Linked DNA regions of Homo sapiens: region 1 is linked to region 2. Evidence: chromatin loops called from intact Hi-C (ENCODE). Cell type or tissue: right lobe of liver. All regions are shown on one strand. Links, peaks and the distances in the headings refer to the core of each region. The heading gives the core; the rest is flanking DNA.

The links. Peaks named below come from ENCODE experiments on the same cell type or tissue, not always from the same donor. Only the 100,000 strongest peaks of a DNase experiment are listed, where the experiment ranks them.
Region 1: it touches region 2 in a loop (4-fold over the local background); 2 of 110 quality-filtered maps call a loop at or near these places.

What each region holds. Positions count from the first base shown.
Region 1 is chr7:22,228,104-22,244,440 of GRCh38, forward strand. It overlaps RAPGEF5 (Rap guanine nucleotide exchange factor 5), which reads right to left. Exons shown (of 26, transcript NM_012294.5): 8 at 2,743-2,816. Among named protein-coding and RNA genes, the nearest start is that of RAPGEF5, 120 kb to the right of the region's middle. RefSeq lists an enhancer at 14,113-14,613. In right lobe of liver, for the core only: no CTCF peak of the experiment used is centred there; no DNase peak of the experiment used is centred there.
Region 2 is chr7:22,164,408-22,180,744 of GRCh38, forward strand. It overlaps RAPGEF5 (Rap guanine nucleotide exchange factor 5), which reads right to left. Exons shown (of 26, transcript NM_012294.5): 12 at 2,663-2,741. Among named protein-coding and RNA genes, the nearest start is that of RAPGEF5, 180 kb to the right of the region's middle. RefSeq lists an enhancer at 14,337-14,839. In right lobe of liver, for the core only: no CTCF peak of the experiment used is centred there; no DNase peak of the experiment used is centred there; H3K27ac peaks cover 328 bases.

The DNA of each region.
Region 1 (16,337 bases), core at 3,357-11,356, 61 kb after region 2:
AGGCTGATTTGTTGGGTGCTTACTGTGTGTCAGGTGCTGTTCTAATTGCTTCACATGTAGTCCTTTAATCTTCAGAACAATCTAACAATTATTTCCATTTTACAGAGGTTAGAAAGGCAGTTTGCATGCTGTTTAAAGCAAGGACATCAGAACCAGACTGCCCTGGTTTCAGACCTGGCCCCGTCCCTTACCGGCACATCTATAAAGTGGTAGTAATTAAACTATCTATCCTGGAGGGTTTGCTGTGATGTTTAAATACATTAATAAAAACAAAGAACCTTAGAGTGTCTAATATATATGAAGTGCTGCCTAAGTGTTATATACAATAATACTGCTCCCAGTATTATTACAGAAAAGGAGGGTAGGAGCACAAGAGAGTTAACTTGCCCAAAGGTTTTTTGTTTTGCTTTGTTTTCTTTTTTGAGATGGAGTCTCGCCCTGTCACCCAGGCTGGAGTGCAATGGCAGGATTTTGGCTCACTGAAACCTCCGCCTCCCGGGTTCAAATGATTCTCCTGCTTCGGCCTCCCAAGTAGCTGGGATTACAGGCACCTGCTACCACGCCCAGCTAATTTTTTTTTTTTTTTTTTTAAGTAGAGACAGGGTTTCACCATGTTGTCCAGGCTGGTCTCAAACTCCTGACTTCACGATCCACCTGCCTTGGCCTCCCAAAGTGCTGGGATTACGGGTGCGAGCCACCACGACTGTTACTCGCCCAAGGTTACTGTGCCAGTCAGGAAAAGAATCCAGGCAGTGTGGCCCCAGAGGCAGCGCCCCTAGTCTTTACATTATGCTGCCCAACATTTACTGAAACTCTCCTATGTGCCGGGATTGCCAGGAGTGTTTTATGTTGCTTCATTTCAACCTCAGGACAAGCTTATAATATCTCCATTTTGCAGAGATGAAAACCATGCATGCTAGGTACTGTCTAGCATAGTGGGGACACCATGGGGACAAAGACTTAGGCGACCTACAGGATCTTCCAGGTTTACAGCCACTAAGGAACATCCCTTAAGGAAGAAGGGCTGGCAGGTAAACCCAACTCTAAATGCTCTCTTCACTCCACCCACATGTGACAGCATTAAAACAGGGAGTTTCTTAAGCAGAAAAGGTATTTTTAGTGAGAGTAAGAAAAAAGCAGCCAACATATGAGAGATCTCTGGTAGATGGGAAGCCTGTGTACAACAAGGCCAAGTCTGTCTGGGCTTAGTAACCATCTTAACCTTTTATAGACCCAAAGTTTTCAGCAGCCTAGAGGCACATTCCCCACGGTAACATATTTCATCATCTATGCGGAAGAAGGAATCAGAATCCACTTAACTTGCTTAAAATATGCTCTGGAATGAAGACTGAAGTAATCTGAAATACTGTGAAGCCTGGCAAATAGGTGCTCAAGCCATTAAATGTATATACATCAATCAAATAAATTGTACATATAAATTACACACATACGTACATACCAATGAGCATACATTTTTATTTCTAATTCTGCCTATGTATCTGATGGCAAAATTCTAAGTTTTCTTTAAGCTCACCTCGCATGACTTGAACTACTTATTCCATCCAGAGAACTTATATAGACGGGCCTGCAGAATTAAACCAATAAAACTGGTGTTTCCACTACGGTAGCAGATCAAGCTTTCTTAGACACACCAGAGGAGGTGACAACTGCCTTCCTTCCTAACCAGCTTAGGCCTATAACACTCATAATGATGCCATGCTGCCCAGTGAACTTAATTCAACTTTCAAACCTAAGTAGAATCTGTTCCTAATCTAATTATCAATCTACTGGTTTCATGATTTCATCCCTCTGTATGTCCTACAGATACACAGTTATATAATCATTGCTGAATAAAAATCACAAAATCCTGAACAGTAAGGTCTGTGTATCCTTTTGAGAAATAAAATTGCATTCAAACAGACATTTACCCATAGAATAAGTTCAGAACAAATAAAGAATAACAGTATTTTAAATTTAGAAACCCTTGTCCCACTAGTAATTTAAGGATTTAAGAAACTTGGAGAAAGTGGTAAATACACTGAGCTGGGGAATCCCTGCACAGGTTTGCTTGGAAGCCTGCAGTATAATTTTAATATGAACTTGAGGACTGTTCCATGTTTAATATTACCACAGCAAAACAATGTGACTTTATTAAAACATTACTGTCCATGCAATCTTTATTGAAAAAGTTAATGTGATTCTTCTGACCAGAATCAACAGATTTGTAACCTTAAAGGCGAAGTGAGATGAGTCAACTAGGCTAAGTCAGAATTTTAAAATGCTCCACTGTTATATAAAGTTAACAGCTGGCAGCACTAGGGTGTCCAAAGTTTTTATGGTGCAATAGTATTTGGAGGTATGCTACCTAAAGCATATTCATGCCGTGATTTAGCTACTGGGAGGTAGCACAGAACCTCTAGCAAGTTGGTGCTGTCAGCTGGCCCATTCTCCACTGCCTTCTTCAGGGGAATGTCTGCCCTTCACTCATTTCCCTTGCTTCCTCTGGGAAGTAAAGTGTGTCTATCTGACCCTCTCCCATGAATCAAATTATAAATATAATTACCAATTTAGGACCCTTTGTGTGAAATACCTTTATATCAAAACTGAGCACTTTATTCCCAATAACATGGCTATTTACAAAACATAAAAGGTAAAACCTATATCATTTTTTAACACCTGCACTGTCTCACCACCCTCAACACAGAAGGGTATGATGAGGGGCTGTCACAGAATTGATCATACCTGAGAATCTGGAACACTTTCGGCTTCTGTTACAGCTACATGTTTGTCGTTGTTTTCTTCATCTTGTTCAATTGCTTAAAAAAAAGAACACCATTAAACAAATGTATCATCATACAAAAAATGCTTCAGATAATTTTCTTTCAGATCGCAATTTAGCGGGAAAAAATGTTAGATAGATTCACAAAATGTAAACATTGGCATTATTTTTTGTTAATCAAATGTGAAGTTAGCTAATAGCACTGGGTACTTCTCCTGCATATTATCTCATGTATTAAATCAATGGCAGTGAGAAAATTCAATCTTAATTCTGTTCTTCACCTAAACCCATCCTGACATCACCATATCAGCATTGTGCTTTACCAAAAGGGCAGCTGTGGGTATAAGATGAAGACTTTTATTCATTTCATATAAGAACAGCCATATATTTTTTTTAATGTGGCTTTCTGGCTGGCAGTTTAAATGTCATATAATAAAGGAAGCACAGTATTTATATCTGGGTTGCTCAGTGCATTGTTACCACAAAATTCCATATTGTGGAGTCTTGAATCCGTATATCCCTTCCCAGCATCTCCCTATCCAAGCCCTTATCACCCTTTCTTCATGGGTACAATGACCTCTTACACAAAGCCCTGACTCCAGCCTCTCACTAATCCAATCCAGCTTGGGAACAATGCTAAAATAATCAGTCTCAAAAAATATAAAAACAAGTGCCAGACTTTGGCTTATGTATTGCTTATCTCATGGCATCTGAACTTCTCCTGCTCATCACTGAAGGGCTTCTCTGAACTCTCTAGCTTCCTCCAAATGTCCAATTTCACACTGACATTCAACACCAAAATGTATTTTACATAACTGGGATCCACACATAATGACTGGATTACTTTTCTCTTTAGATAACTTATTCTTCTGTTTTAACAAATATTTACGGAGCAGCTATTATGTCCATAGCAGGAGATGTGACATTCAACAAGCCTGGAGAGAGTAGAGACCACAATAAATTCAGATCTAAGCCTAAGAACACGGGGAACCACGAAAGAATTTTAAATTGGGAAGTGCATGATTTGATGCATATTTTTAAAAGTTCTTTTTTGCTTCTTTGGGAGAACAGACTTGAGAGAAACAAGAGCGGAAGCAGGGAGACCAGTTAGGTGACTGTTGCTGTAATGTTGCCTGCAGATGACAATGACTCAGATCAGGGAAGTGGCAATGAGCAGGAGAAACATGGAACACTGGAGCTATATTTTTTTAGACAAAATGGACACAACTTGCCAATGAATTGAATATGGAGAGAGAAAAAAGAGATGAAGGAGAAGCAATCAAGGATGACTCCTAAATAGTTATTCCTTGTATCCATCATGCCATTTATGCTTTTTGCCCTCTTCATCAAAAGTAGGCCAAAGCATACCAACCTAGCTGACAGTGAGGTCACCCACTGTACTTATTGATTCAGTTTACATTATTCTGTGTGCTTTTTTTTTTTTTTTTTGAGATGAAGTCTTCACTCTTTTTGCCCAGGCTGGAGTGCAGTGGCACAATCTTGGCTCACTGCAACCTCCACCTCCCGGGTTCAAGCGATTCTCCTGCCTCACTTAGCCTCCCGAGTGGCTGGGATTACAGGCGTGCACTACCATGCCCAGATAATTTTTGTATTTTTAATAGAGACAGGGTTTCACCATGTTGGCCAGGCTGGTCTCAAACTCCTGACCTCAAGTGATTTGCCTGCCTTGGCCTCCCAAAGTGCTGGGATTACAAGGTGTGAGCCACCACGCTTGGCCTGTGTACTTTTAAATATTGTGCTCTCTGCTCTGTATTTTTTAAAATATCATTTCATGTACTTTTTGCTTTTGTATGCCATTCATGCCTGCTGTGTGGTGCCCACCATGGAGCCTACCTATAATGCTGTGCATACAGTAGGGCTCTGCAAATGCTAACTGGCATGAACAATGTATCCCCAAGTGATCAAAACTGCACTGCTTGACTATGCCTACTTATATAATAAGCTACTTCTTTTGTAACTTTATGAAAGAAGAAAAGAGAGAAATTCTTCTGTTCACGCTTTGGATAACTAGGATAACTCTGACCAGCTGAGCATCTAAAGGCAAGGTAGGAAGAGGTGAAGAGGGTAGAAGCTTTTCTTCTATTTTTCAGAGAAAAGTTCCATTCATGCCTGTTCAAAGGGGGTTCCCTGTTGCTACTGTTGCCCAGCTAGGAGGAAACTTAAGAACAAAGAAAAACATGCGTGTTTTCTCTGAAAAACTAGAGGCAAGACTATAAAGGGAAAAATAAAACATAGAATAACATCCTAAATTCCACTTAAAAATGCAATGGGCTATAGAAGTAAGGAACTCCACTTAACCAACTGAAATAACAGAAGAAGCCTTTCCTCATCCTGGAATGCAGAGTAATTTTCTTGGAGGGCAAGCTGATCATATACTAATGTGAAATAACTTCACATAAAAAGCAACCATACTTTGGCACTTCATTTGTGCTTTATTTGAATTTTTGCTCTTTAAAGTGCTAATTTCAATGAAAATGAAGAAAATTAAATTTCAGAATATTTTAGCCTACTGAATTCATGTTTTTGGTTTTAAAACAACAATGCTGTAGGGTGTAGGCATTTCTTTTTCTTACCTTATTATACTAGAACATAGAACATGCAGGACACTAAATAATAATTTCAGATTGACAGTTAACACACTTTTTTAGAGGCAGGGTCTCCCTCTGTCACCCAGGCTGGAGTACAGTTGCACGATCATGCCTCACTGCATGCTGGACTTCTTGGGCTCAAGCAATCCTCCCGTCTCGGCCTCCCAAAATGCTGAAATTACAGGTATGAGCCACCTCACCTGGCCTCACACTACATTTTAAGCTTTAGGAATAATTCTTAATACATAGAAATAGAACTAAAGGAGGAATAGATGAACATAAAAGCAAACCTAGGATAAAGTGTCAGTCCTGTATTTATTTCTAGCTTATCCCCAACAACAATGCTATGTTTATTGTCACATCTTTAAAGACCTCAAAATCGGTTGCCTAGCATTACGCCAAAACTAACAGGGTGAGAATTAGAAACACAAGCAAGTTAAGGGACTTGGCAAAGCTAACTCTGTAAGCTAAATCTGCATAATGGACAAACTCTCAAAGTTCTGCTGGACTCAACCTCAACCCCCTAATGACAAAGAGAAGACAGCGTAAATAACATTATTTTCTTGGAAATAGGAAAAATTATAATTCCAAGAATGCATCTTGGGAGCAAAAGTGTATTTATCCTAGACAAGGATTTATGATTATCCTATGAAGTTGCATGCATAAAATATATATGGTCCCCTAAAAGGGAGAACTCTGTTGACCCTTTAGTTCATAGATTAATGTCAAAAAATAAATAAAAACACAATTTCTCTCTTTATGCCTTCCAGTGGTGTGGCTCATGTGGTGGGAAAAGGAGGAAGGAGTTATTTAGATTTTTGAGTTCAATTTTTCTTTTATCTGATCAGAATAAGAGTTGGTTGGGGAAAATTTCCTATGCAAATATTGATTCTGGGACAGTTCCCTCCAGCGAAACACGTACACAGGAATGACAGCTTCTGGGACCGAGGGAGGCTAGGAGCTTCACTCTCTGCCAACACAAACCATCTCCTTATCTCTCAACACACAGAGTCTAAAAGCAAGTAATGGCCTTTGAAAATAACTTACCATAACAAAAGATACAAGTGCAAGATCTAAAGCATATGCTTTGAGTGGTGAGCATTAGTGCCCACAGGAGAACTAAGCATGTATGTGGATTAATTAACAGATTCGTTAAGGGTACCTAGTTTAAATGTATCTATTTGTAAATTAGCCAAGAGGGATTCAAGGTGAATGAGTGTTGAAAGCCTCCTAGGATTGTGGGGCTTAACTTGATAGTGCTTTCTTGTTGCCTTGGGGACAAAACAGGTTTTCTCTCCCCAGGACTTACTAGGATGGGTGCTAAAATGCAAACAAACAAACAAACAACAACAACAAAAAACAACTCTGTCAGTAACTCTATTATAATAATAATACTTAAACACAAAGGGGACTCATGTCCTTTCTAAATGATGTTATTTAATTTCTGCTGATCAACTTTGTAAAGGTAAGAGCCCCACTAACAAGAAAACATTAAACACACAATGACTGTCGTGTGCTGACTCTCATCAGGACCATTATTTAAAAATCAACCAACCCATTTCTTTAAAAAAATCTTACAAACCAACCCCAAAGATGACTACAGATAGAAACTGAGCATTTCAAGCCTCAATGTGAGACATCAGCAAATAGTTAAGAAAAATAACTTATTGGGTACTCTGCCAAGAACTAAAGTTTTGTCAGTAATATAATCTTTCACCTGTGTAGCATTTTTACAGAGAGAAAACTCTTTCATTAAGGGTCTCATCTGATGTTCAACCTGAAATGCTGGGCAGATAAAATCACCCCCATTTTACAGATGAGGAAACTGAGACTAGTGAGGTGAAGTAATCTGCCTTAGGCCTCAAATGTAAAATGTACGTGTCGGTGACAGTTCATCACTGCTACAGTCAAGGATGGAACAGAACAGGGCTGGTCAAACTGCACATCAGCAAATCCATTCACATGGATCCTGACCAGGGTTTCTTTTCCCTCTTAATGAAATAGAACAGAATATCATAGGAAGAATAGAAAAATAAAGATCAAAATGTTTTGCAACTAGTAAAGTATTTTTCACAAGTATGGAAGAGAGGTGTACTAGGTCGGAATCTTTTACATGTTCTGTGGGTTGTGGACATAAAAATGTTAGGAAAACACCATAGTGTTTCCAGGCCACAGGAGGCAGAGCCCAGTTCTTCATTATCTAAATAATCAGCTATTTTTTGTACCATCCTGGAGTGGGGTCACAATATTTACTTTTGGAGGCCCTTCAACAATACTCCAACCACATTCAGCCCTGGGAGATGGCACAGAAACAAGCCTGCAGTGAGAAATGTTTAGACACTATACTCATTTTTGCTATCAATATATATAATCATAAATGCTTCCAAATACTCAAATCTTTTCCATTCTTTAAAAAGGAAGAAAAAAGGTAATTGTAACATTTCTGCCTCATCACTGTATTTTTTTAGTGTTAAAATTAGAAAAGTAGGGGTCAGTGTTCACCATAAAGCCACTCCATATGGTATTATAACCTGGCCCATCCAGTGCCATTGAACTTCTCTTTGAAGGTGGACCAATGACCACTACATCTCTGCTCCAGCGTGTTTTCTCAACCCCAATCTGTTCAGCTGAACTTGAGACTGTTGACTTAAAACTCTCTTTTCTGTGTCCCTATCATCCTCAAATCTTCTAAAAATGCAAGCTTTCCCCAGGCTCTCTTTTCTCTCTTTGCCTCTTTCCTTGGTGATCTTATCTGTTACTAGGGTTTCAACTTTCACTGCAATACAGTTTATTCTCAAATCTGTCTCCATTTCTGCCCACTTCTCTGAGTTCCAGGCCCACATTTCCAGTCACGAGTTGAATATTTTCATTTCACAGATGGTAACATGTCTGCTACATACAAGCTGCTGTGATAGGTGTAGTGGCACAATCTGCACCTCAAGAAAGAGTAATTGATTTAATACGGCGTGAGGACACGAAGGTCTGAAATCACAAGCATCTTCCTGCTCCTGGGATATTTCAGTTTAGATCACCACCAAGTACTGAAGCTACAAATCTCAGGCACCTTCATGGTCCTCCTTCCCCTGAGCCTTCACCTCAATCTCTCCCTAAATCCTGTCACTTCTACCTCTGGAATGATTCCACCTGTCATCCTCTCTGCCATGGTCACATCTCATGTAGGCTGCTACGGCATGGCCTCTCCCTCCATCCATTCTCCACACAATTGCCGGAGTTCCATCCCCAGAATGGAAGTCTGATCAAGCCATCCCCCTATCCTGCCTATGCCTGCTTAGAGCACATGAGGGTCACACGGAGATAAATACCAATTCAGGCTCCATAGCCCCATCCCCAGTGTCTCTGATGCCATGGGACTTAGCTCAGGGATGTGCAGGTTTGAAAGCTCTGATACCTGTGATCCCCACTCTATTGAACACTGGCCAATGTTCAGGTGGAAGCCCTCAACCTGGCCTCAAAGGCCAGGCCATTAGGTCTTGGACCCTCTCCCCAGGTGCTGCATCTCTTCCTTTGTACATTTCTTTGTCTCTAACCTGGAATGCCCTTGTCCCTGCCTTCACCAGGTGAAATTACTCTTGTCCACCGGGCTCCCCAGCCCAAACACCAGCTCCTTAATGAAGAGTCTTCTGAGTCCTCATTCTCTGCATCTATGGCCCCTGACAAAATGAAGAGTGCTTCCTCCTAGCCCAACAAAGCTCTTTTTCTGTACACTTGATATTTTTTAGTCAGCAACACAAATATCTGTCTTTGCTAACCTACATTATGAGTTCTTCGAGAGGACAGAGTATATATTTTCATATTCCCAGTGAAACTGACCCAATAGTCCCATAGATAGTTTTTGTTGTTGTTGTTGCTGTTTTTTTTTTTTTGGATAAACATAGAAATTGACCCTTCTGGTCTTAAAGCTTGAGACTTATATTTGTTTTATCTGAGTTCTTTCCTCAGGAAACAACCTTTAGGCTTCTCAAAAAAAAAAAAAAAAATCAAAAGAATTGAAACTTACCAGATCACTGCATCCAGACATGACAGGCCAGACCCTTCATTCATCCTGATTGCTTCCTTTCCCCTCCCTAGTTTCTGCTTTCTTATACCTGTTACATTTCTTCCCTGCTATATTAGCCCCTAGTTTTAGTTGGTCAGGGAAATGGATTTGAGACTGAGCTCCCAACTCCTCCGCTGCAGCACCTAATTAAAGCCTTCTTCCTTGGCAATAATCCTCGTCTCAGAGATTGGCTTTCTGTGTGGTGAGCAGCAGGACCTAGATTAAACCCCTCATGTTTCAGTAATACCAGCACCTGGAATAATTTCTAGAACACAGAGGTACTAAGTAATGGTCTACTGAACTGAACAAAGGTAGTCAATTCAGACAGTAATAATTATAAGACAGATATAAATAGAGCAAAATGTCAATGCAGTTTGTGGGGAGGGGGTTAACATCATGAAAGGCATCCAGGAAAATGCGGATTCTGATAGGTAAATGAGAAAAGGGGAGAAATGCAGTCGAGAGCTGGCATAAACAAACGTAAACTGAAGAAACCCCTGGGATCTGACATGGGAGCAGGAAGTAGATCATAATTGGAAAATGTTAGAAAACCTCTGGTAGAGGTCCTGGCAAGACTGCACTGAGCCGTGTGGCCATTGAGGGCAGGTTAATAATTTGATACCTCTTTGTGCCAACATTTGTTAAATATCTGTTCAGCATTTACTTATTAGGGCTAGTGAAAAATCAAATTTCTATTAATAAAAGGTGAATACCATTTCTTGGAATTTAGCAATTCACTTTTCTCGAATTATCTCAATTAGGAATTTTTCTGATACTTTAAAAATTATTTTGTAAATTGTAAATTGACAAATTGTAGTTGTGTTTATTTTCTGACACTCATAATTTTTCCAACACACTAAGGAGAGAGGTAAAGCACATACATGGATAAAATCACATTGCCCAGACCCAGCAACACCCCATGCGTGATCTGGTTTCAGAAATGTCACTACTCACCAACCAAAGCCAACTAGTCTATAGGCTGGTGGCGTTGCCTTGTTAGGCCTTGAGCAATGACATTATGCTCACTGAAAAAGAATACCTCAGTCATTACACAAGCTCAACAAGGAGTATTTATAACTTTTCAGTAAGTGAGATCAACTTCCTTGGCCAAAGCAGAATCCATTTACATTTGACAGTTATATGATTCTTCATTTAAAAAATGAGTTAAATGGGAGCATATATCCATTATACCAGTGATGTTGTAAGGCAGGTGTGTGGTTGGTCCTCTCCTTAATCAGATTCCAAGATTATGCTCACTTTACAGATGGAAAAACTGAGGCTGAGAGATGTCAGATAGTTTGCACAGAATTATACAGGAAGTGAGTAAAGGAGACAGTTAAGTACACTCAGGTCTGACACTATCTGTACCAATATGTTTTAAAGATTAAATAGCCTAAAATAAATTGAACAGAAATGAGGCTGAAAACAAACAAAAAAAAGCAGGAGCTTTATTTCAAACAGTATAAGCATGAACTGACTTAGATTTCCTACTAAGAACTAAGGAATCTGATGTTTAAAGAAGTGATGTTTGATGAGTCAGTGAGGGATGGGGCTGGGATTGCAATGGAAGCTGGCTGCCTTTCAGTTCCCAGGGCCCTGCTATGGAGATGTGCCCAGGTGGGCCTGTGCTGGGAGAGTGGAGGCAGGAGTGGTCACTGGCAGCAATGTCATTAAGGCCGTAATGACTTACACAATTTTAAGTGTTCCTACCCATTGCCTTCCCCCCAAATCCTCCCTAGGCCTTCCAGCCCATGGTTCTATAGAAAAAGATAATAAATGTTTGCTACATGAAAGAAATGTATTATTTTTATTAACGTTTGAATAAAGGTGTGCTGTATGTTCGGGAAAGCCATAGCACTCAGACAGCCCAATAAATCTACTGTGGGGAGACTGAAAGCAGAGGTGGCTGAAAAGCTCCCATCTCCCCCATCAGATACTCCATGCTCAGCACACTTGACAAGGGGCAACTCAAGCCACTGAGAGAGTTCTGGGTGGCCTCGCTCCACCCTCCCTGCTGCCTTACTGATTGCATGATTTATCCCTGCCCTACAGCAGAGAGGACTCCATTTCAACTCTTACATCTTTTTTTTTTTAATAGCTAAGACTCTCCAAGCTTCTCTTCTACTTCTTAATAGGTTTTTACAGTGTTTTCTTTTGATTAAGATTTAATATACGTCCATTCAATGGAAAAGTTATTCAACAGAAAACAATGATAATGTCGTTAGAGCAAAAGGTATCTCATATCGGTTCCTTTAATTAGAGCATAAATACTTATCCCACTGGCTTGGGGTAATACAGAGGTAATCAGTAATTGATACCAGTAGCCCGTTTCATTGCCATTCTTATAAGGAAATGTACTGGAAAAAAGGTTTTTTTTTGGCCGGGTGTGGTGGCTCATGCCTGTAATCCCAGCACTTTGGGAGGCCGAGGCGGGCGGATCACCTGAGGTCAAGAGTTCGAGACCAGCCTGCCCAACATGGCAAAACCCCGTCTCTACTAAAAATACAAAAAATTAGCCAGGAGTGGTGGCGAGTGCCTATAATCCCAGCTACTCAGGAAGCTGAGGCAGGAGAATCACTTGAACCTGGGAAGCAGAGGTTGCAGTGAGCCAAAATCACGCCACTGCACTCCACCCTGGGCATCAGAGCAAGACTCCACCTCAAAAAAAAAAAAAAAAAAAGTTTTCTTTTAATGCAAAGGTGGCTTGTGTATTATCCAACTAAAATAAAACCTTGATAAACAAAAATCAAGTTAACCTTAGCAACAGGTTTGGGTTTTTTTTTTTTCAATATTTTTCTCGAGAGGCAGAAAGGCTTTACTTTTTTCGGTTGTTTGTTTTTTGAGACAGAATCTTGCTCTATCACGCAGGCTGGCATGCAGTGGCGCCATCTCGGCTCACTGTAACCTCCACCTCCCGGGTTCAAGCCATTCTCCTGCCTCAGCCTCCCAAGTAGCTGGGATTACAGGTGCCCACCACCATGCTCGGCTAATTTTTTGTATTTTTAGTAGAGACAGGGTTTCACCATGTTGGCCAGGCTGGTCTTGGACTCCTGACCTCAAGTGATCCGCCTGCCTCAGCCTCTCAAAGTGCTGGGATTACAGGAGTGAGCCACCATGACTAGCCAGCTTTACTTTTTTTTTGTGCCTTTCAATGTTGTGTTCTAGTGACAATACAGATTCAGGTCAATCTGCTATCATCACACAGTAAAATATTGAGCAGCAACGATTCCTAGATATTGCAAAATGTTCATTCACTTAAAAAGATCCTAGTGTACTCCAATACTCTACACAATTTCTCTCAGAAATTAAATTGTAAAAGATTTATTTCAGCCAGCAAAAGAAAAACAACTCTGAGCCTACCTATGTGTCAGTACAAAGCTCTGTGTGCTTTAGGCCATCTCATTTAGCCCCTCCAACAAGCCCCAGAAGCATGTGCCATTAGCTCCATTGTCCAGAATAAGAAAATGAGCCTCTAGAAGTCACTAAGTCATGCCAAGTGGCTAAGCCAGGACTGAACCTGAGTCTTTTGATTTGCTTTTCACAGCTACTTGATGCTGCCATGGGGATTGTAAACCAGAAAACTCAACAGGTCAGGTCTAAAGGACATTCTTGTTAACTAAAGTTTATTGCAGACATCTACATTTTAAAACATTTATTGCAACTTTTTGCCACTTATATTATGCTCATTAAGTTTTTTTGTTTCTGAATTGTCAGTAATTTTACTGCCAAATCTTCCCAGTAGACATTACAGTGGAATTTTAAAACATACAGTGGAGCCACCAAGAATTCCCCAGGTGTCCTTGTGTTTGCAAATACAAGCAGTGACACCAAATGAGCCACTAAATAAATAGAGGGGGCAGGGGCAGTCCAAGATAAGTCCAGGAAATAAGACTGGAAAATTTGCCTTAACCCCCATCAAAACCTATCCTGCTAGAATTTAAAGGAACTTCCTTTTATTATACATTAGGGAAAAATAAAGCATTATTCCTACAATACTTCTTGTACAATTGTTTGTGAAATTACATCAACTCACCAAGTTTCAATTTCATTACTTGTAAACGGGAGATGATAAAAACCTATGGGATGGATGTGTGGAAGGAGGGATGGATTTAAACTACTTAATCAATGTTAGTGACTTTATATTATTATACAAAACATGGTGATATGCTTTTTTGCATTGTTATCTGTGGATGGGATGGTTTTCCTCGTCAGACCCACCTGCCACTGGGGTAGAGTGGAAGATAAGGAATATAAAAACAAAGTCATTAATATTTATATTCCAACACCCAAAGCAGAACTTTGTGGCAAGACAACAGACTTGAAATGGCAGAATCTGTAGAGATTCTGTTACCTTTCTTTGCATATCATGAACCAACTCTTTAAGTCCCAGATCTTGACCTTCTCTCCTGCGATGCTAAGTTGCAGGCTCCTCCCCTAAAGGAGGAAGTCAGGAAGTGACAGGTTGGAAAAGTTCAAGGCTGTCCCCATATTGCATCAAGTAGACTGTGGGAAGAAGGGTGACAAGGCAACAGAAAGGGCAGGTAAAAAGCTATGGGCCTGATCTCCCTTGGCTGGGCTAGGTCTGAGAGGGTGAGGCCAGAGAGATGGCCGAGGGTAAACTGTGGGCAGGGGTGCTGGTTTGCACACAGATCAGTCTTGGCACACAGAGAAGACTGCCCCAAAGTCTGCCCCCAGCACCTCTGGAAGTCAGCAGAGTCACAGCAAGTCAGCAGCTATTTTTCCTGAGTAGCTCTTCTTTCCCAGGATGGGAAGGTTCCTAGCACTTAGCAGTTTCCACATGCCCTGGGGATAGGGACTTGCTATGGAGCCTCCCCTTACAAAAGGCAAAGGTCTGGATGGAGCATGTGGCAGGGAGGCCATAGGGTTTAAGTTCTGCCAATATGGGGTGGGGCAGCCAGAAAGGCCTAGAGACCCTGACCCAGCTGAGAAGGGCCCCTGGTCACCACTCGAATTCACTAGGGCAGAGTGACTGGCATGGTCCATGTGGCTCCAACAATCCCTGCATGCCAGGGAATGAGCGATCCAAAAGTGGGGACTGAAACCAGCCCCAGGAAGCAGCTACATCTTAAACAGACTTTTCATTATGAAAAGAGTTCAAATTGCTGGGCGCGGTGGCTCACGCCTGTAATCCTAGCACTTTGGGAGGCCGAGGCAGGCGGATCACCTGAGGACAGGAGTTCGAGACCAGCCTGACCAACATGGAGAAACTCCATCTCTACTAAAACTACAAAACTGGCCGGGCATGGTTGCTATTTGGGAGGCTGAGGCAGGAGAATCACTTGCAGGAGAATCACTTGAATCCAGGAGGCAGAGGTTGCGGTGAGCCAAGATCACGCCATTGCACTCCAACCTAGGCAACAAGAGTGAAACTCCGTCTCAAAAAAAAAAAAAAAAAAGAAAGAAAGAAAGAAAGAAACAAGAGTTCAAATCAGAAACAACTACAATATTGCTCAGTGACAGTGGGTAGCAACTTGTAAGGACCACAGAGCCACTGTCAAAAATAAAGAACATAGCATTTCCCCTCTACATTTCAGTGCAGTTAATAATTCTGAAAGCCTCTATATTACCATTTTTGAATATCAATGTAAGTACTTACGGCTCACAAAAGAAAGCAATCTCATAAGACTGTCAAATAACGAAACTAAGCCAAAATATATTTGGGGATAAAAAAGTTTTTTTTGTTTGTTTGTTTTTGTTTTGTTCTTGAGACAGAGTCTGACTCAGCCACCCAGGCTGGAGTACAGTGGTGCGATCTCAGCTCACTGCAACCACTGTCTCCCGGATTCAAGTGATTGTCCCAAATCAGCCTCCCGAGTAGCTGGGATTACAGGCACCCACCATCATGCCCAGCTAATTTTTGTATTTTAATAGAGATGGGGTTTCACCATGTTGGCCAGGCTGGTCTTGAACGCCTGACCTCAGGTGATCCACCCGTCTCGGCCTCCCAAAGTGCTAGGATTACAGGCATGAGCCACTGTGCTCAGCCAAAAAAAAATGCTGATAGAGCATTAGTTATCAGCCCAATCTATTTCTTAAGTTTTAATTTTTAATTGACAAATAAGAGTTGTATATATTTATGGGATACAATAGGATGCTTTGATGTATGCATACATTGTGGAATGATTTTAGAATGACTATGTATACATTGTCAAGTGATCATATCAAACTAACATATCCATCACCTTCCATACTTATCATTTTTTTACAGTGAAAACATTGAGAATCTATTCTTTTAGTAATTTTGAAATAGATACTACATTATTATTAACTATAGTCACCGTGCTGTGCAATCGATATGGAAAAGTTAGTCCTCCTATCTAACTGAAATTTTGTACCCTTTGGTCAACATCTCCCCAGTCCTCTCCTACTGCTACCCGCCAAGCCTGTGGTTACTACCTTTCTACTCTCTACTTCCGTAAGTTCTACTTTCTAAGTTCCACTTTCTAAGGTTCCCACACGTAAGTGAGATCATGTAGTATTTCTCTTTCTGTGCCTGGCTTATTTCACTTAGCAAAATGTCCTCCAAGTTTATCCATGTTGTTGCAAATGACATTATTTCCTTCTTTTTCAAGACTGAATAGTATTCTATTGTGTGTGTGTATATATACATATATACACATATACGTGTGTGTGTATATACATATATATATACACACACCATATTTTATTCATTCATCTGTTGATGGACACTTCCGTTGATTCCATATCTCAGCAATTGTGAATACCGTAATGCAGAAGTCTTCAACCCCCACGCCACGGACTGGTGCTGATCCATGGCCTGTTAGGAACCAGGCCACACAGCAGGAGGTGAGCGGTGGGTGAGTGAACATTACCGCCTGAGCTCTACCTCCTGTCGGATCAGTAGCGGCAT
Region 2 (16,337 bases), core at 5,688-13,687:
ATAAAGAAAAGAAATCAAGAAAATTAAGAAATGCAATTTTTTAGGTCATCATATGTAAATGAAGATATGAACTTTGTAGTCAAGCTGCATATATATGTTCTATGATTATGGACTAGCAGAATAAAACAATTTCAAGAAGCAACACTTCAACCATTCTCCATTCATAGTTATCTGCTTTACCTTGTTTTCCTCCCTGCAAGATATATATTTAAAATATATTTACCGGTTAAATTTGCATTTGTATTAATCTGATTTCCAATATTAGGATACAGACATTCTTTTACATTTTGTCTATGCTAGATTACACTGATTTATAAATTTAGCTGCTGATGGAAATAATGGGAAGGCATGTGGTGAGAGTTATAACTTCTATGTAATGCACAGAATATTAGCTGGCTCAGAGCTATGAATTTAATGCTCTTTATGATGCTATTAAATACTATTACAATAAAAATACTTATCTAAAATATCTAAAACCAGCACAAATAGCTTTAATCTATAAATAATGTTTTAAAACCACTGGAAAAAACAAATAATTTAGACCACTTCTAAGACGTTGGTTGTAGTGGAATATGTAACACATCTTCACTAAGATGTGCATAAAAATATCTCACATTAAATATAGATTCCCTTTGTGTTTGTGGTATTATTTCATAAAAGGCAGAGTGCAAATATACAGAAACAATCATAAAGAAAGACTTCTGGCTTAAAATGTTTTAGAGTTCATGGGTTTTGATTATCGGTAAAAAGGCTCATAAAAATCTGAACTAAATTTGTGTATATAATGTCTTAGTCAAAGACTCAAAACATATATATCCAAGTTAAGTTCTAGAGATTGTTTAGGGACATCCTATAGGACACTAAATTATTAAATGACAATCACAAATAATATTAGGATCATAGTTAAAGAATGTAGTTTAAAGGCATCTCATTTGTTATAAGTATATTTTATATTACTTAATGGGTGGTAATTGTTTTAGAAATATGTTAGCATTAAAATGTAAATGAAATTAGCTCACAGATATTTTTCCAAAACACTTTTGAAGAAAGATGTTCAAAATCTTATCGCTATTGCTAAATGTCTTAGCAACACTCCACTTGAAAGCTGTGAAGGAAATCTGCACATATTATTGAAACTTTCCAAATTCAAAACTAAATAACAGTTCAAGATCAATTTTATGAACTGGTTCTAAAAAGTGGCAAAATATCGACTATAGCTTTGTTTGCTCATAGGATATAGTAAAGCACTAAAAGTAATCATCATTTCCAGTTATTTATTTTTTTAAGAGAGATGTTACTTTATGTCCTTTATGAAGTTTTAAAGTATTCTTTTAGGTGGGAAAATGCTGTAAAGTTGGGAGACACGTAACAATTATTTAACAGAGAAAGGATATTAAATAAGCATTATCATTAGGTCTTTTGTTTTTGAAGGCAGTCTCCCTCTGTCATCTAAACTGGAGAGCAGTAGCACGGTCTCGGCTCACTGCAGCTTCAACCTCCTGGACTTAAGTAATCCTCCTCCCTCAGCATCTCATGTAGCTGGGACCACAGGCGCATGCCATCATGCCCAGCTAGTTTTGGTATGCCTATATATATATACACCAAATATCTATCTATCTATATACCAAATATATATATGTATATTATATATATATTATATACATATATATGTATCATATATATATATATCATATATATATTTTAGAGATGGGGTCTCACTATGTTGCCCAGCTGCTCTTGAACTCCTGGACCCAAGCAATCCTCCCACCTTGGCCTCCCAAAGTGCTGGAATTACAGGTGTGAGCCACGACACCCAGCCATCATTAGGTCTTAATAGAACTTTAGTATACACAAAAGCAATCCATTTTCCTTAAAATTTTCATGTGGTTTAGAGTGGAATCTTCAGTTTCATTTAATAAAAACAGCACAGCAACAGCTTATTTAAACACTTAAAATGCGTCTGAATACATTAAATACTGTGAAGGAAGAAGATCATTTGGAGACTTTCAGTAAGTTTACATGGATTTCTTTTGTGGCATTTCAATGATCCTATGTTGCATCTCTTCTAGTTAGTGAATAAAATTATAAGGCTTCCTTAACTGGTCATTAACCTTCTAATCACATCCATCATTCTCAGAGAGCATGCAGTGACAAAGCTGTGAAAAGATGACAGTTGATTCCAGGGGTTAGGTTCGACCTCCCATGTGGGGGAATGGCCTGTCTCCCCTGAGATACTTGCCAGGAACATTATATCACATATGTGCATTTTCCTTCACAAGTGGTCTGACACTTAACTGATTCTCCTTTAAGTCCATTTATTCCATGATCTTCCCATTCCACACAATCTCTTGACTCTGGGGTTTACCCAGCAGGCCAATTTTGCCTCCAGATTTCTAAGCAATCATGAGGCACAGATGTGAAGCGAACATAATATAAACAGTGTAATATAGCCACAACATAGAATGTGAAAACAGCTGTTCACATTTCCAGTTTCCCCTGTCTGTCTCATTTCATCTTCTACCTTGGATATCATTACATTAATATTTAACATATCCACATTCTACTATGGGGTTGAATAAATTAAGGAAGGCAGTTAATTCCTAACGTGGGACATCTGTCTGAGAGGAAGTGGACACAGCAGCCTGAAGATAATGAAGGATATTGCCTTAACAGAGCCTGGCACAAGTCATCAGTTGTCATGAAGACAGTGTACGTGAGAAGGAAGTCATCCAGGAGGGTCTCTGCAAAGAAAAAAAAAACAAACACAAGGTAAGCAAAGAGGTGGATAAGAAGAGCAGCTGCTTATCTGGGCCCCAGAACCATGTGCATGGCAGAAATATGATAAATATTGATAGCTGTGGGAGGGATTAGGAGAATTTTAGCCAGGAAAGACATTATTTATTAAAATTAAGATATGAAAAACTCCTTATATCAAATGCCTCAAGCAATAAGATATTTTTGTTGCAGAGCTCTCTAAACATACAATTTTGTTATCATCTTGTTTTCCTGAAATTTCATTTATATTTGTGGGTAAAGATGATATAGAAAACAAATGCATAAATAATGTGCTTTAAAAAATAAATTTTACAAGACTTCTGAGGTGTACACTCAAGTCCTACGGGGAATAAAGCCTTCATGTGTTAATAAATTAAGGTTTTTTCCAAAGCCATTTACTTAAGTCTAGGGCAAGAACAATGAATAATAAAACCCAGAAGACACATATCAGGTTCCAAGGCCATTCACCTTTATCTCTTAAATGCATCTTTAAGAAGCTGGGAAAGTGATGAGTGATTTTCTTAGTCTTGAAGAGAGACAGAACTGAGTCCAGTTAAAATTGGAGAGCAGGTACAATGTATCACAACATACTTCTTCCTAATTTCTTTTTTCTACCAACCAAACCAGGTTACATTGTTATCATCTTTGTGCTTTAAGTGTTCTTGGAAGAGTTCAGTTTGTATACAATATGGAATTGCTAAAGAGGCAAACTCTGACTTTCAATGTAATTTCCAATATGGTACAAAAGATTATATGCAGAATGTAAAGTGGTGATTTTGCCACAACAGTGATTATCTAGTCTCCTTAACTTAAAATTCATTTTACAATATGATTTAATTTTCATCTTTTACATTCCAGACATCACATTTTTAGTTATATAAAACAGTAATAAATTATTAGAGTAATTAGCTTGTGTACTGTTGTTATGGACTGAATGCTTATGTCCTTTGCAACACCCCCACCCCTGCCACTTTATATGTTGAAACCTTACCCCTAGTATGATGTATTAGGAGGGGGTATTTGAGAGGTAATTAGGATTGGATAAGGCCATGAGGGTGGAGCCCTCATGAATGGCATTGCTATCTTTATAAGAGTCCTGAGAAAGCTCCTTTCATCTCTCTACCATACAAGTATCGAGGAGACTGTGGCCTATGAACCAGGAAGCAGGTCCTCACCAGACACTGAATCTGCTAGCACCTTGATCTTGGACTCCCCAGCCTCCAGGCTGTGAGAAATAAATGTCTGTTGTTTAAGCTTCCCAGGCTATGGTATTTTGTTATAGCAGCTTGAGCTGACTAAGACATACACTCAATAGTGCTTATGGTCTCCAAGATCTACATGTTATAATGATGATGTGTAAGTAAAAATAATTGCCCAGTATAGAGCCCTATAGCTCTACATTGAAGACTGGATGAAAGAAAATCTCCAGAATTTTTAGGAATAACCAGTAATATTTACTTTAAAAGTTAATCAGAAAAACAAGGTAATATTTATGAACACAAAACTCTGATATACGAGGTTGTGGATGACATCTACAGTTCTATATTAGCTGCAGGGCATAACTTATTTCTGCTTGGTTGCAGAATATCAAGGAAATCCTAATCCACATAGGTAAGTGGTTGCAAATGGTAGGTTTTTCAAAAGTTTGCTTTTTAATTGCAAGATGCCTGTAATTAAAATGAACCAAGGGTGTTAATGAAGAGTATTAACAGAATTTATCTGAAAGATATTTTATTTCTAAGTTCATAGTATTCCCTGTCAAAATAATAAATTCGACAAATTTTCTTATTTGATTTAAAACATGTTTTTAAAAGTCTAAACTTACATTGTTGTATCACACTGCAATATGTTAGCAATCAGTAGTCTAACTTACTATTACTCTATGGCAAAAGCGAATTCCTAAACAGATATACCTGGGCCTTGCTGGGCATAAATTAGACCTAGCACAAAAAGGCTGTGGTGGCGTGCCTGATCCAACAATGTCACATGAATGGACATGCACAGCCTGTGTACGCAGAAGAGCCAGGGGCCCCCTACTAGAGTCTCTGTTTATGGAAGTTTCAAATATATGAACAAGGCACGGGAAGGTTTACTTTACTTGTCTCCAAACAAGTTAACCTGGCAGCTCAAGTTAAACACTGGTCATCCTAATGAGAAATTTGGAATATATAATGTGTGCCTTTCATTACAGTTTTTAAAAATAGTTTCAATTAAAATCAATCACTTGCATATTAGCTGGAAACCAAGCATATTTTGGAAATACAATTTGAAAACTATTCCTCTGGGCCTGTTGAAGAGTAATGTTTACAAATTACAACATTTCTCTGTGTTAAATGTGGTTGATGGAAATCCTCAACCTTTCAGGTCTGATTAGAAATTAAGCTGAATCTGGCCAGGTGTGGTGGCTCACGCCTGTAATCCCAGCACTTTGAGAGGCCAAGGTGAGTAGATTGCTTGAGGCCAGGAGCTAGAGACCAGCCTGGCCAACATTGCGAAACTCCATCTCTACTGTTAAAAAAAAAAAAAAAAAAGCTGGGTGTGGTGGCATATGCCTATAATCCCAGCTACTCAGGAGGCTGAGGTAGGAGGATGGCTTGAACTCAGGCGGTGGAAGTTGCAGTGAGCCAAGATCATGTCACTGCCCTCTAGCCTGTGCAACAGAGCGAGACTCTGTGTCAAAAAAAAAAAAAAAAAAAAAAGCTGAATCTTCCCAGATACTCAGGAGGCTGAGGTAGGAGGATGGCTGGAACCCAGGTGGCAGAGGTTGCAAGTGAGCCAAGATTATGCCACTGCACTTTAGCCTGGGCGACACAGAGAGACTCTGTCTCAAAAAAAAAAAAAATTAAGCTGTTTCTTTTTTGCACTCAATATTAGACACAAGCAGCAAGGACAACAGAGTAGTTTTTTTGTTTGTTTGTTTGTTTTTGAGACTGTCACCCAGGCTGCAGTGCAAACTTCGCCTCCCAGGTTCAAGTGATTCTTGTGCCTCAGCCTCCCAAGTAGCTGGGACTACTGGCATGCACCACCATGTCCAGCTAATTTTTGTAGTTTGAGTAGAGATGGGGTTTCACCATATTGGCTGGGCTGGTCTCAAACTCTTGGCCTCAGGTGATCTGCCAGCCTTGGCCTCCCAAAGTGCTGGGATTACGGGCGTGAGCCACTGAGCCTGGCCAACAGAGTAGCTTTGAATCTAGTTTAGGGTTTTCAATGGCTCTTGTAGATAGGAGCCACCAGTGCGCAGAAACCATTGGGTGACAGCACTGAGAGGGAGTTGGCATTTAAAATGCTGGATGTGACACAGAGGTTCAGACTCTTTGGGGTGTTCTTACACTTAGCTGCATTTAATGAGGTTAGAACTATTCTCTCATCAAGATTTACTTCATTAGTAGCTGAGATTAAAAAGAACACCATTAAACCATTAACTTTGACATAACCAGTCATTCCATTCCAGAACAACCTTAGATAATGAACTGACTACCAGAGTCTGGTTGGATGGTGGCAAACCCATTTGGCATTCAATTCAATTAATCAGCTCACATATGACAATATTTTGTTAAGGGCTTTGACCCAGAAATGCTTATTTTCTCCTAAGCCAATATCATATTTAAAATTCAACAGCATTTACCTAATTATCTGTCATAGAAATATTAATTAAAATAAAAACAATGAGGCTATATAAAAACAGCTCCAGTTGAAGTCCTAATAAAGAAAATAGTTAAAAATTCTAATGAATAGAACAGATTCCCAATACTCATAACTCAAATATCTCTCTATTTAACTACTATATTGTTCTAAATTTTTCTATACAAAGAGCTTTCCTTTATTCTTTTCCAGCATTCATGTTTTTTTTTTTTTCTGCTGTGCAGATTCTGAAAGTAATTGAGTGGTATGAATGAAAATACTATAATCAAAGTGATGCACTTCAAATAAAAGTGCAATTTATAACAGCCATGCTTCCAAAAAAGAGGCTGTCCCATTGGTATTTAGAGATATTTTTAGAACCATGATGGTTATATGAATGATCCCCTGAAGACTATTAGCCGACAATAGCCATTTAGAAAGACTTACAAATCCACTGGCATCCAAATTAAAACACTATAATTATCTATTACACTACATAGTACTTAATAATAATTTAAGACAACAGGCAGAAAAGCATGTTTGTATACATAAAAGTATCTTTCATTTAAACAAATTCATAGTTGCCATACATATTAACACTCTGAGTAAAAAAAGTATTCATTTTGATTTCTAACTTTGTGAATACCTAAGCATATTAATATGCATATGTTAATACACAAAACCTTTTTCTTTCATATCCTTTCTTTTTTTTGAGATGGAGTTTTGCTCTTCTTGCCTAGGCTGGAGTGCAGTGGCACGATCTCAGCTCACTGCAACCTCCACCTCCCAGATTCAAGTGATTCTCCGGCCTCAGCCTCCTGAGTAGTTGGGACTACAGGTGTGCGCTACCACGCCCGGCTAATTTTTGTATTTTTAGTAGAGATGGGGGTTTCACCATGTTGGCCAGGCTGGTCTCAAACTTCTGACCTCAGGTGATCTGCCCGCCTCAGCCTCCCAAAGTGCTGGGATTACAGGCATGAGCCACGTTGCCAGCCATTTTCTTTGATATTCTATGCACTAAGTAAATTACTAAATCTAATCCTAAATTATTGGCTTATCAATAAATTTTTGGGACTATCCTCCCCACTCCAAAATAAAATAATACTTTCGTAGTGGCTTTTTGAATACAAGAAACATCCTTGCAAGTAAAAAAGTAACATCTTGATAATCATTGAAATTGGAAGGTAAATACTTCTATAGTTTTAACTATTATAAAACTTGAAATAAAATATATATAGAAATGGTTTTGAAATCCATGCATGTAATTAGCTATACTGATGTCATATAGGACTTTTCCCTATCATCTGCTACTATTTTAATTTTTGGGGGTTTTTTTTGAGATGGAGTCTCACTCTGGCACCCAGGCTGGAGTACAGTGGCATGATCTCAGCTCACTGCAATCTCCGCCTCCTGGGTTCAAGCTATTCTCCTGCCTCAGCCTCTGGAGCAACTGGGATTACAGGCACACACCACCATGCCCGGCTAATTTTTGTATTTTTAGTAGAGACTGGGGTTTCACCATGTTGGCCAGGTTGGTCTCGAACTCCTGACCTCAGGTGATCTGCATGCCTCGGGCTCCCAAAGTTCTGGGATTGCAGGTATAAGCCACCGTGCCCGGCCTATTTTAATTTTTAGGTCATATAAAAATAATTATCTAATTTTATTTAATTTTATTTGAATGTATTTCTCTTGTATGTACCAATTAAAACATTTTTCTCTGTCTCATTTTAAGTATATGAAGCTCTAAAAATTCCCATTTTATTTCTGCAAAACACAAGTATCCCTAGAGCATGCTAGAGTTGTGTCAAGATAGAATAGTAAGAGGTTTGGTACAGACCATTTTCATGGAGTTCTGTTACATATAAATGTAATCAAATTTTAAAAACTGATCCAAATGTTACCAAAAGGTCTAAGCTTAATGCTTTCTTTGTAACATAAAAACAAAAAACAAAAACAAAACCCTGAAGTCTAAAAATCACTAGAAGTATAGCGTTACGTAGGAAAAATTATATAAATCTACCTTGGTTATTTTTTCAACACTCATAAGCAAAATGCACTGCGATAATGAAACCACTCAGCTGTTAAAGTGAATTACCAAGAAAGCAAATTAAAAGAATTTTGACAGGCAACTGCCTATAGTAGCCATTTAATCCAAGTATGGTAATGTGAATATTCAACATTTCTGTATTAACTCATATTCCCTGAAGTACTATTAGCCGTTTTGTTTCACCTGTATTTCTACTTCAGATGTAATGGAATTTAAGGCACTCTAAAATATATTCTACTTAACCTTTATTTTAAGAAGCCAAGAAAAGCTTTGAACATGAAAGGGCCCATTTCTGGTCCTGGAATGTTACAACTTGCCATTATTTTTTGAGAAGCAGTGCCAAAATGTACCATGTAATTTGATTAAGCACAAATAAAATTTTTTTCATGTTCAGGTTGGAATAATAGATTAAAGTGCTATGCCATTAAAAGCAATGCTTCTTTCCCTGTGTATCTTACATTTCTGAAAGTGATATTAACGACCTCGAACGCAGCTTTTTACTACAGCTCTTAAATTCACTTAATCCCTGCCAATTCTTACAGGCTCACCATAGCGTTTTCTTTAGCCATTCTAACATAACCAAATCTTGAGATCTAGCTTTATTTTTAGGTATTTGTGGCAGAAAAAAAGTGCTTACTTATTTAACGCTGTTTATATATCAAATCTTAAAAGTCACCCCTTTAAATGACAGGAACTTACTACAGACAGGGCTTGGGGACACTCTTCAAATAATCAAATCTGTTTTTATTTTAACTTGTAAAATTCAGTTTTAGAATCCTGTCATTCCGTCTTCAAGAAAGAATGATTTGAATACAACAGGTATTCCGTTCTTAGCTATGCTTAATTCTATACACTGCCTTTTAAAAATGTTACTTGGAGGGGCATAGAGTAATAAACAGGGGGCTTGTCTACCTTCTCCAGGCTGCGGCACTCAGAGAAAGGGTGCAGGTCACCCTGGGACTAAGAGCGGTGAGCGGCCTCATAGCTCCTGTTGTTACATCCCAATCAGCTGCTCTCAGTGTCTAGGTACAATTGCAGCCCATTCATGGCATATGCATGCGTCTGCCAAGTATGCTGGGAAGCTCAGAAAACAGTATAAAGAATACTATGGAAACAGACAGCTGGAAATCTAACGGGGTAGCCTAATGCATAGTCCTTAATCTCTCTAGGCCTTAGTTAAGTCACCTGTAAAGTGGCTATCATATCTATACCTAGCAGAGTTACAGTGAAGATTAAATAAGACAGTGTATCTAAAGCAACTGGCAGAGAGCCTGGTATACCCTAGGCACTCTAGATAAATACTACCTATTATTTATTTTTATAAAATAAAATTATTTCAACCTTGTCCCAATTCTCCAAGTGCTACCAATCCGCCAACAAAAACTTGAGAACTATGAATTTCCAAGAAGAATTGGAGGAGGAAAAGGAGAAGCAAATGTGAGCAAAGCAACGGATGTGGGTGGGTCTGTGGCTGAGTCACAAACCTGTGGTCTTGTGACTTGCAGGTCTTGTTTAGTCCCTAGAGATGCTTTCTGTGAGTTGACAAAATTTAAAAGTCAGAAGATCTGGCAACACCAGGGCCACATCTCCTATGGCAACCATGTTTAGAGCCAACTTGCCTACTTTATGCAGGAGGCACTCTCCAGTTCATCACCCTTCTGCTCTGGCAGTCTTCACTCACTCACTTTTACTGCCTGTGGACATGCAAGTTGGTAAGTCTTGGTCTACAGCACAGTTGTGTAGTAGTAATAGAAGAGATCACATAGTATAATTGAAAAGTAAAGCTAAAGAAATAGGTTGGAGGAAATTCCTGAAGGATCTTTGAATGCTAAACTAAGGAGCCTGGGGCTTATTCCACAGGAAAAGGGAAGTGAAGGGAGATTTTCAAGACCAGAAGTGACAAGAGAGATATGAGTTAAGCTTGCTTCATCAGGGAACTCAGACTGGATAAGGGAAGGATAAGGGGAGGGAGGTGAGTTTGCTTTTAAACTTGCTGAGCTTGGGTTCCCCAGGTTACTCTAAGGAAAGCTATTAGGAAAAAATATCAAAAACCAGAGCTTGCCAAAGAGGGTTACAGTTATGATTGTGGGAGCCAGTACCTAAAGAGGATGGCTATGGCCAACATGATTTCTCAGAAAAATAAGCAGCAGTCTAAGGGAGTGGGATATTCATGTTTGGGCGATGGTAAGGGAAAGATGAGTTAAGGAAGGGGAAAGAGAAGGAGGAGAGAAACAGAATAAAGAGAAACGAATGTACAGTCAATAGCCTCCTTTCTGTAAACAAACAAACGGGACACAAATGTAATAACCAACAAGAAAGAAAAGGATTGGAAATGAGTGTTAAATGCTGCTTGAAGAGGCTTTATCGGGCTCAGGACTCAAAGAGCACTGGATTTGTTATGTGGACAGTCCCTGGTTTGATGACCTTAGAGAGATGCCCCTTGGTGAATGGTGGGGGCATACTCTAGTTAAAAGGAACGAAGGATATTCTGATAATCAGTGGTCACACCATATATCACACTGTTTTTTCTTTTTTTCTCCAAAGACTCCTCCTAAAGTTGTAGAGCTCATTGTTTAGTAAGAGCAGTTGCTCTCACAAGGAGCTGGGATGAAAAATTTCTCAATAATCAATACAATTATCATTTTATTTAACTGTACAGATTAGAATGTGGGAATTGTCATGGGCACGAAGCCTTCAGCACCAATCTGCCAGCATCTACCAACAAAAATTAATATCCAGCTCTAAGATTCACTCGGTCCAACTCGGACCTCTCGGAGTTGCTGCATGGTTGTCTGATTAACATCACACACGTGTTCTAAACATACAAGCTGTGTTCCTTAGTGTTTGTCCATTAAACGTTCTTAACTTTCAGGAAACAAAGAAAATTAATTTAAACATAATATCCTAAATTAGAAGCCTGAGATATGGTTATTACAAGCAAACTAATAGTCATTCTAACAACTGAATCAACTTAGGACATTGTAATGTTTTTACCTCTCAAGCACCAAAAGGTTCTGTATTATGAACTTTTTTCAAAACCTGAAATACATCATCATTCCCAATGTTAATATTAGCATTAAATTTCAGAAAAATAACATTGTATTTACTTTTTTTTCATGTATTAGTACGTTCTCATGCTGCTAATAAAGACGTACCAGAGACTGGGTAATCTATAAAGGAAAGACGTTTAAAGGACTCACAGTTCCACATGGCTCAGGAGGCCTCACAATCACAGTAGGGGATGAAAGAGCAAAGGCATGTCTTACATGGTGTGTGCGTGTCAAAGGCAAAACAGCGTGTGCGGGGGAACTCCCCTTTATAAAACCATCAGATCTCATGAGACTTATTCACTATCATGAGAACTGCAGGGGAAAGACTTGCCCCATGATTCAATTCCCTCCCACCAGGTCCCTCCCATGACATGCAGGAATTGTAGGAGCTACAATTCAAGATGAGATTTGGGTGAGGACACAGCCAAACCATATCAGTTGGTTAACAGAAATTCTAGGAATTCTAGACAGACTTATTTTCTTCCAAGTTTAGCAATGAATAGTCAACTGCCTCTGTTAAGACTAAGGATTGGCAAGATAGCTAGGTTATATTAAAGATAAGAAGATATTCTACAAAACTAATTTAAAGTAAACATAAGTAAGCACAATTAAGGCTTTTTGTTTGTTTGTTTGTTTATTTTTGAGATAGAGTCTTGCTCTGTCGCCCAGGCTGGATGGAGTGCAGTGGTGTGATCTCTGCTTACTGCAGCTTCCACTTACTGGGTTCAGGCAATTCTCCTGTCTCAGCCTCCTGAATAGCTGGGACTACAGGAGCCCACCACCATGCCCGGGTAATTTTTTTCTATTTTTAGCAGAGGTGGGGTTTTACCATGTTGGTCAGGCTGGTCCCAAACTCCTGACCTCAAATGATCCACCCACCTCGGCCTCCCAAAGTGCTGGGATTACAGGCGTGAGCCACTGCGCCTGGCCAATTGAGGTTCTTTCGAAATAATCTGGCACAGGATCTTACATTTACTGACAATTTTCAACACAAGAAAATTTACTTTAATGTATTGCCTGTATTTAAAAATACTGCTAGGACAAATATATCAACCAGTGGCTGACAGGAGACATGCCTCTGTGTTCTGGTTCCAGAGCTGTTATTAGTGTTCTTTTCAATAACACACAGCTGCTTTCTTTCTCACACAGGTGAAAGGAAGACTCATGTTTTTGGGTCACAGAGAAAGGTTTGGTCAGCAACCATTTACTGAACTTCTGTGACTAAGGGATGACAACTGTGCCCTCTGCCATGGAGAATGGAAAGTTGTTCACAGAGCTTGGGAATCTGATTGGTGAGATAATTAAATGACCACATAAGGCATCCTCCACACCCCAGGCTGATGAATATCACACTCCTGTGAATGTCTGGGCAGTCCTCCACACCCCAACCCCTACCCAGCATATGTCATTGGCCTTGAGTCACCTAAGATGTTCCTATCAAGTTGTTTTCCATGTAAGTGCCAGGATGCTGAAGTTCCTTTATTCCTACTCAAACTTTATTTTGTCTTTATTTTCTAGGGAGCCCCAAATTTGTTTTGAACCATATCTATCTGGCCATGCACCAGGTAGCCAGAGTGGCTTCAATGGGCAAGGAGAAAAAGTAAGGGAGGAAAATGATAGCGGCCTCGCTAGTTAAATATACTCAAAACAGCCACCCTTTATTGACCACAAACTGTGCCAGTGCTAATGATAATCACGGAATCACCACCCAACATTCCACACCTGTTAACACTAAGGGCTTTACCTACATGGCCTGCGCCCCTCATATCCACCCTAGAAGGTAGGTTGCACATTATCTTTTTTGAGGTGACAGCACTGAGGCTGAGATGAATAAAGAGAATAACCACCCAGGGCTCCTCAGCAAGATGATGTCTGAAGGGCCTAAGTCCCAGCCCTGGTTCTTTCATTACACTATGCTCTCCCGAGAGTGTGGACCCAAATAACCCATCCGGTTTAGGGGAAAAGAAAATGCAGGAAAGTAACAGAATCTCCAGGTTTGGAAGCGGGAGTAGAGTCATAGACACAAGAAGGTGGTCTTTCATTGGTCTTAAATCACCAAAGATGCCCCTATAAAGTTGTTTCCTAAGTGCCAGGATGCTGGAGTTCCTTTATTCCTACTCAAATTTTATTTTGTTTTTTATTTTCTAGTGGACACCTGGCCATAGCAAATAGATACGAGATCAGCCAATTTGCTTTTCAAAAGGTAGAACTGACAATCACGTGGAAGGACTGAAATGGTCCACAAATTCCTAATGTTTTTAAGACTGACCAGTTACACATATTTATATTTTTTAAAATTGAAATGTAAAGGTAAAAACTAAAAAAATTGTTTACAAAAGGCCAAATCATAAAATTCTTCCCTCCTTTCTAGATGAATTCTCTATATGAAAGATTATACTGAAAAAAAACCATTTTTCTACTCTCAACACATCAACTGAGTTTCCTATAATTCAATTCTGACACTACCTGGAGATAGCACAGACCTCACAGACCAGGGGCTCAATCCCACAAGACTGCATCCCACTTCAGATGCCAATCACAAGTCTCAGGTTGTCACCTGTACTTCTGACCAGTGGGCTCTATATCAGGGTTCTCACAACCACCCTCTGCGGTCTGACAAGTACCTGTTAAGGGCTCACTAAACTCAGGGAAACATTTACTTACACTTACTGCTTTATTATAAAGGAGATGAAGATGAACAGTCAGGTGAGTAGTTACACAGCATGAGGTCTAAAAAGGTCCTGAGCACAGAAGCCTCTGTTTCCGTGGGGTTTGGGTTCACTATCTTCATGGCACATGGATGTGTTCACCGACCTGGAAGCTCTCTGAATTTCATTGTTTAGAGTTTTTATAGAAGCTTCATTAGGTAGGCATGATTGATTAAATCATGGACCACTGGTGATTAAGTCAATCTCCATCTCCCTCCCCTCCCCAGACGTTGAGGGCTGGGACCAAAAGCTCTATCCCTCTAGTCATGCCTTGTCTTTCTGGCAACCAGCTCCCATCCTGAAGCTATCTAGGGACCCCAGCCACCAGTCATCATATTAGCATACAAAAAGATTCTCCTATCACTCTAGACATTCCAAAGGTCTTAGAAACTCTTGTGTTAAGAATAAGTGATTAAAACCAAATACTAAAACAAAAGATGCTCCTATCACTTCTATCACTCATGAAATTCCATGGTTTTAAGAGCTCCAGCCCAGTGGCAGAGACCAAGTATGTATTTCTTATTATGTCACAATAATAGAATATTATATACAATTAGATACTAAAATCTACTCTATAAGAGTAGATTTATTAATTTGTGCCATTGTTTAAATAATACTTCTTCCAAGCAATAATATATGGAATATTTCTTAGTTCATGTTTAATTTCTTATATGAAAAATGTTTCTAACAATGACAAGAATTTAGAGTGAATGATGTATAATTCTCAAACATGAAATCAACAGCTCAAATCAGACATAAGAAAAGTACTTATAGCTAACTAAACCTTGCATGCTAAGCATATGTAAGATTATTCTAAATATTCACTTGTTGAGGAGGATATCAGAGATAATCCAAACCACTTCACAGGCTTTTTAAAAAAATGACTATGTCAGAGGCATTTGAGCCAGAGTGACTCCATCTTGAATAGGGGCTGGGTAAAATAAGGCTGATACCTACTGGGCTGCATTCCCAGAAGGTTAAGGCATCCTAAACCACAGGGTGAGATAGTACGTCTGCACAAGGTACAGGTCACAAAGATCTTGCTGATAAAACAACATGTGGTAAAGAAGCCAGCCAAATCCCACCAAAACCAAGATAGTGACAAATGTGACCGCCAGTTGTTCTCACTGCTCATCACATGCTAATTATGATACAATCGCATGCTAAAAGACACTCCCACCAGCACTATGACAATTTACAAATGCCATGGCAACAATCAGGAAGTTACCACATATGTTCTAAAAAGGGGAGGAACGTTGAGTCTCAGAAAAACTCATGAATAACCCACCCCTTGTTTATCATATAATCAAGAAATAACTATAAGTATCCTTAGTCCAGCAGCTCAAGCTGCTGCTCTGCCTATGGAGTAGCCATTCTTTCGTTTCTCTACTTCTCTAACAAAGTTGCTTTCACTTTACTCTATGGGTTCGCCTTGAATTACTTCTTGCGTGAGACACAAAGACCCTCTCTTGGGGTCTGAATCAGGACCCCTTTCCCTTGACAATTATACAATGCGTTAAAACATAGTATGTCCATATTTCTTTGAAGAAACAAATACATAATTATGGTATTGGGTCTACAATATCAAAACAAACTTAACATAAGCTTCTATTTACAAAATTACATGCCATTTGCCCCTTTTTTGGGAATCAAACTTTGATTTTTTCTCCCTGGGCATGTTGCTCCCCTGATATTTTAAAGTCACAACAAAACAATATACAATATATTTGCCAGCTTCACTTGCAGCTAGATGTGGCCACAAGACTAAGTTTTGGTCCATGAGGTAAAAGCAGAAGCCGTGTGTGACGGGCAAGTGTGCTCTTCATGACTTTCTTCATCCTGCTGCCTGGACAGTTATGCTAGTGTCCATCAGGGCCCAGGAAATCAAGTTCAAATAAGGAATCTCAGAACTGACTGATATCAGAGTGGCTTTATCGGCTGCGGACTGTATTTCTCCATACTTATTTTCACATGAGAGAGAAATACATTTATACCATGTTTAAATCATCATTAGAGCTTTTCTGTTATATGCAGCTGTGCCTACTCACAAATAACACATGTACACTGAAAATTTCCAGAAGCTCAAGTACACGATCTGCAATATGATATGGTTCTCAATTTTCTCAATTATCAAAA